Linked DNA regions of Homo sapiens: region 1 is linked to region 2. A link is a loop called in an ENCODE intact Hi-C map of the cell type or tissue named here. Cell type or tissue: heart left ventricle. All regions are shown on one strand. Each heading gives the region's core, and the rest is flanking DNA. Links, peaks and the distances in the headings are about the cores only.

Region 1 (2,932 bases), core at 244-2,743, 64 kb after region 2:
CCTGTTAGTGAATTTTATATGGGTCATGCTTGACAAGTCTGCTTACTTTCATTATTTGCAGCTTTAAAATTTAAACAGACTGACTCTTTTCAGATTTTCTACTGCTTCTTAAAAATCTCTGCTTTTTAAGTTTTTGAACTCCAAAAAAGCAATTATATATACTAAGGTGTCAACATGTACTAATTCTCGGGACCTAAAGGATTTAAGCATGTAATGTAATTGTATTCAACATATACAAAATATTAGTATATTTTCATCATATATGTAAATTAGAATAAGTATAAAAATGTTTTAAATTAAGCTATTTAAAAAAAGGATTTTTCTTACAAAATATCCAAAATCACATGTTAAAACTGAAAGGTAAATAAATCTATATTAAAATGAATGAATAAAACATTTAAAATTCAAAATTATTTAAATGCTGCTGAAGCTTTTTAATATTTTTTTGAAATTGAATTAAATCCTCAGCTGTTTTTACAGAAGCAAAACTATTCACAAGTTTGTTTTTAGTGTCCATTTTAGTTGCTAATGTAAAGAATTGGCATCATGCTTCATACAGGTTACATCTTTACAAATTTAAGAATAAGAATTGTTTAATTGCGAAACACTCTTCAAGTGCCATGTGCAATTGTTCCAAATGCTGCTCTAATTATTAACGATTCTAGAACCACTGATCAGAGCACGAAGAGAAACCAGGAAAGGGATGCTTGGCATGGTTACACTTGTTATGCGAGAATCTGTTGCGTCCACACCATCTGAGAGAAATGACTCTTAAGTCTTTTCTTTTACCTAAGCATTAATGCTGCTTGAATCTTCTCTGCTTTGGAAATGATGTCTAACTCCACACTGCAATGTCACAATCCACGAACCTTCAGGGCATTCCAACTCAGTCACTCTTTGACTGGTGCAAAGAGATTGGGCAAGAGAAGCATTTCCCTCGGGGCTTAAACCGTTGTCGCGGGGTTTAGGGTTACAGGACATCTGGATGCCTATGATAAAGGTGCTGTGGATTTTTCAGTGAATTTATTTGTGCTTGTTTGTGATATGCAGGCTTTCTAAAGTGTGGGACCCATGACAAGGACCCCTCTTTCCTGGAAGTATGGACTCTGCTGTCTGTGGGGGCAACTGGGCATTAGGATTCTTACTGAGGGCGCCATCTGCAGAGGCGGCAGAGGGGTTCCTTCCTGAGGACGCTAGGGGGAGCTGGTGCAGGAAAGAAGCCATGGCAGATGGTGTTGTGACTGGCTGTCAGACTGCCTGTGGGCTCTTGTAAGTCTCCCTTGCTGGAATCCTAGATATACTTAGTTGGGACTTTTTAAGGGGACTGGAGGTCCTGTGTGAGCAGGTGGGGCTGGAACAGGAGCTGTGGTTAATTGGTGTTAATGTCACTTCTTATGTATTTGCCTGTAGGCTGGTAGGGCTTGATAGTGTTTGGGTAACTCATTTCCAAGTCAATAAGTGTTCCTTCCCTCACTTGGAGAGGGATGAGGAAAGACACTTCTATCCTGTAAATCTGTTTTTCTCCACACAGTTGGAAAGAATAGGAATTGCTTTATTTCTCTTTGTGAATCTTCTCTGTGGAGGGAGCCAGGGACACAATGCAATCATTGATCTGAGATAATGGAATTATAAAGGGATTTATTATTTACCTAGGCTGGGGCTCTTAACCACAAATGGACAGAATTCAGAAAATTTGGTTGAGAAAAAAACTGTTTCATTAATCTCTAACTGAAGTTTAGCACTTCCTTCATTATTCATGTAAGCAACAAATGACAGTAGTTTCAGCAGTGTCAGTGATGTTGTCACCAATAGAAATCACAGACAGTTTCATATCACATTACCATTGTGATTCATATCTCAAAGTGTCTTTATGATTATGACTACTCCGAATTATGGTGAATATTAGACCTGCACTATATCTTGTTTTTAATTATTAATAAAGAATTATGTATATTACTATCAACAAGTTTGCTTTGAAAGTTATTTTGAGATACCTATATTCATGGTAATTGGTTTCCTTTGTAATCCAGTGTAGTTTAAAACATTCTGCTAAGAATGAGCCCACAGGCTTCATCAGACTGCCAAGGAGGTCATGGCAGCCAAAAGACTCAAAAGGTCTGATGTAGACGAAATCCTGTGTTTTACTGCAGATTAAGGCTTTAGAGTGTGAGAGTTACTTAAGGTCATATGGTGGAGCCGGAATTAAAAGTAGCGTCTTTCCTGCACTGTGTGGCCTCCTGGCACCTCAACCCTGGTCTTAGTGCCAAGGGAATGAGTGCCTTTGGCTTCTTTGATGAGTACTTTGATTATGACGAAGTCCAAGCCAGCTTCTGTCTTTGTTTGCACTTTGCTGGTCTGTGGTGGCTTTCTCCCCACCCCTGCTTTCCAGGCCTGGAGGTGGTGGTGAGGTGTGGTCATCTCCAGCCATGCCTGCCTCTATGTCCCATGGCATCACAAGGCATGCTGTCCTGTGACAGCTAGGGGATAGTCAACAGAAACAATAGAATATTTAGCCTTGATTGCTTGACCTAGTTTTGGTGGTGGTGTTTCAAGCAATGTGAGTATTATCAGGGGAAATCTTTCAGCCAACCCAGTGGGCTTTGTTAAATTAATTTAGGAACTCGTGTCACATTATTTCCTCCTCACTATTAGGCTAATAGATACCTGAAATATCAACAGAAAAATATACAGTTAACAGCTAGCATTTAGAGTTCACTTCCTCGTGCCATTTTTAAATGCTGTATAATTCTGTTAACAATATTATTTGTATCCCCATTTTCTGGATGAAAAGACTGAGGCACGGAGAGGTTAGGTAACTTGCCTGAATATTTGTATGTCTGGCAAGTGGCAGAGATGGGACTGAAAGCAAGTATTCTGGCTCCATGGTCCATGATCTGGGCCACTATGCTACATGTCCAGTTATTACTTTAAT
Region 2 (2,932 bases), core at 244-2,743:
CCATTGCACTGCAGCCTGGGCAACACAGTGAGCGTCTCAAAAAGAACAATACAACAAAACAAAACAAAACAGAATCCCATCATAATACTGAGACTAAAGGAGAAAACTAACTTTATAGTCTAAATGTGAGTTATCTGTCCTTGACTGGGCGTAGGATAGTGAACTAGGGATGTATTTTCCCATTTTTTGAATATAGTTAAAACATGTAAAATGATTTATTGTCATGGTATTTTACTAGTGACATAGGGGAATGAATTTAAATATTGTTTCTAGAAAGATTAATTTGAAAAAGCAATTTTTTTTTTTTTTTGCTGCATCGCCCTTTGCTATATCCTCCCCTTCCCCCCAGTTCTTTCCAGATAATTAAATAATCTGGTCCTAAATTTAGTGACCAGGTGATTACATTGTTTGATATTTCAGAAAGATAAACGCACATACTCTCTGAAATGTATTTTTGCATTTTTAAATTTTAAACGGTGATTTGTTTAACTTCTTCATTGGAGGAGACAATGCAGGAAATGATCTCACAGATTTAAATAACTGTAATGATAGCATAGTTTCTAATCTAGGGTAAGGAAGTTTCATTTTCTCTTAACAAAAAACAATTGTTCTGTTGATAGTAAATTTAACAGGCCTGGAATTACTAAAACTAAGAGTGCTGATGGAAATAACCTTTTATGGGATTCAATCGGTGATCTCTGAATTGATAGTTAATATGTCAGTGCAATTTGGAATAGTGTCTCCTTTGGATATTGGTATTGTTTTAAAATTATCTGAGGATCCTCAGTTCAGACTTGACCAGCATAGACCACCATGACTGAAAGCTGTCAAATGTATGTAGCAGGGTGAAACATGATCATTTCAGGGTGCCTTGGCTGATTTTGAACTATCCTTTTGTAAAATTAGTGAAACATTTTTGGTTTCTGAGTTAATATTAAGTATTAATACATTCTTTCTTCTTTGGCAAATAGGAATATGTCTCATCTTATCTTTTAGGTTTTTTTTTCTGTTTCTCAAAGTTTTTCTTTATTGTTCATTTTCCAAAAAAATGCATAATGAAACCTTATGAAATAAAGCAGTTTCTAAATTTCATTTTTTATTTCACATTTTATGTCAGGAATTAATGGCTGAATGTTGATTGGGAACTTTACAATATTTATGAGTGGGATGATGGAGGTACACGTGTACTTCCTCAAAATTGCTTTAGCAATGATCAACTAGAGGGCACCAGTGAACATTTCCATTTAGGTTCTTTAAACTAGGCCACATACTGTTGACACATATGCACAGGAGAGAAACGTGAATGCTTTGTGAAATCTTAGTACTAAAAATATGTTGCACCTGTATTTGTAGCAGTGTTATCATTCTTGAGGAAAGTGATGTAGAACCTACCAGGACAGGAAGAGAAATGTCATTTTGTTAACTACTTGTTCACTGGAGAGCTGCCCTCCAGAGTAAAGCCCTAAACATGTTTTGTCAAAAGTTAGAACAGTGTTGTTAACAGGTTTTTTGCCATTTGTGTGGGCAAGATAGTTAATAACATTAAGCACTGAGATAAATTCTATCATAGATAAATTTCTATGGCTAATAATTAACTGGGTAACAATGGAAACCTGTCCACAATTAGGAAAGGATTTGTAATAAGACTAACAAATAGGGTGTTGCAAGTCGGAAGTGTTCAAGTTCTGAGGCAGAATTTTGGGTTCTGTCATAGCCAGTTGCCTTCATTGTTCATTGTGTCAGCACATTTGCTTAAGGCAAACTGGAAAGGGAACATTTTTAGATATTTAAATATAAAAATGTGCGAAAATCCAGCATTTTCTGATATGAAAGTTCTGTGAACGACCTGCTTGCAGGGTAGCTATGCATATGTTTGAGTGGGAGGAAAAGAGAACAGATGATTTGAAAACTATTAAAATGGTTATACATATAAAAAGTTATTTCCCTCCTCATAAAATTTAAAAAAACCAGAATTTGTCTTAGTTAACATCTTACTTGTCATTTGCTCAATTAAAATACTTGCACATAACATTTCATTGATTCATCCATTCACTCACTCATTTGTCAAACAATAATAATGCCTACTTTGTATAAGATACCATATTTAGTAGGTATATGTAATACATGTGGTAATTATTTCTGTAAAGGATCAAACCAATTCATGAAAAAGATAACTGCAAATACAGTGGGCAAAATGTCAGGATTTTTGGTGAAATTTGTAATTAAGCTTTACTTAAAAGCATGTTTTATAAAGATATAGATGCAGAAAGCAATTTGTGTTGTTTTCCTAAAGTTTATTTGGAAAGCAAGTAAGGCTGTATTTCTTTGGACTGATTAAATATTACTGCTTGGGGACTACGAGTTAAAGAAGAGAAATCATTATTTGAAGGAGAAAGTGAATAAAATAGAAGATTAGGCGGCATTTTATAAGATAGTTGGTGGTACTGTTTACGGCTTATAAAGTTGTGTTAAAATTTACTAAACAGCTTGTTATTGTGGGAGCTTATTTAAAACAGCTTTCTGTGGTTATGTCTGTTGAGGAAGCTTAAACTTCAACTCTCCAGCCACTTAACTGCAGCACGTTGACTTCAGGTCTCTTGTAAGAAAGTCTAAATGTAGGCTGTTGAATAATCCCTTTGAGGGCCCTGTAACTATTTTTATGCCTGGATATGCGTCATCAGTGGGTATTTTCTCTGGTGACTCGCTTCCATCAGGTCTCCTACCATACATTCTATCAGTGAGTGACTTATGATTGATGGGAACCACGGCTTGTTGTTTAGCTTTATCTGTGACCTCAGCGAATGGACAACAGGAATTTCCAGGCTGTTAAATTCCCTGAATGCTTGAAGACAGGGGCTCACGGTGTTGCTCAAGGCAGGTAGCAGAGTGATATTATTCTCCAGCGATGATGGGGGAGGGACGAGAGAAGAAA

What was found. Peaks named below come from ENCODE experiments on the same cell type or tissue, not always from the same donor. Only the 100,000 strongest peaks of a DNase experiment are listed, where the experiment ranks them.
Region 1: it touches region 2 in a loop (2.0-fold over the local background); 19 of 110 quality-filtered maps call a loop at or near these places.

Annotation. Positions count from the first base shown.
Region 1 is chr6:142,821,372-142,824,303 of GRCh38, reverse strand. The region is part of intron 2 of HIVEP2 (HIVEP zinc finger 2); the gene reads left to right. Among named protein-coding and RNA genes, the nearest start is that of HIVEP2, 120 kb to the left of the region's middle. In heart left ventricle, for the core only: a CTCF peak has its summit at 1,215 (motif pointing right); no DNase peak of the experiment used is centred there.
Region 2 is chr6:142,885,338-142,888,269 of GRCh38, reverse strand. The region is part of intron 1 of HIVEP2 (HIVEP zinc finger 2); the gene reads left to right. Among named protein-coding and RNA genes, the nearest start is that of HIVEP2, 58 kb to the left of the region's middle. RefSeq lists an enhancer at 2,118-2,932. In heart left ventricle, for the core only: a CTCF peak has its summit at 1,218; no DNase peak of the experiment used is centred there; H3K4me3 peaks cover 525 bases; H3K27ac peaks cover 564 bases.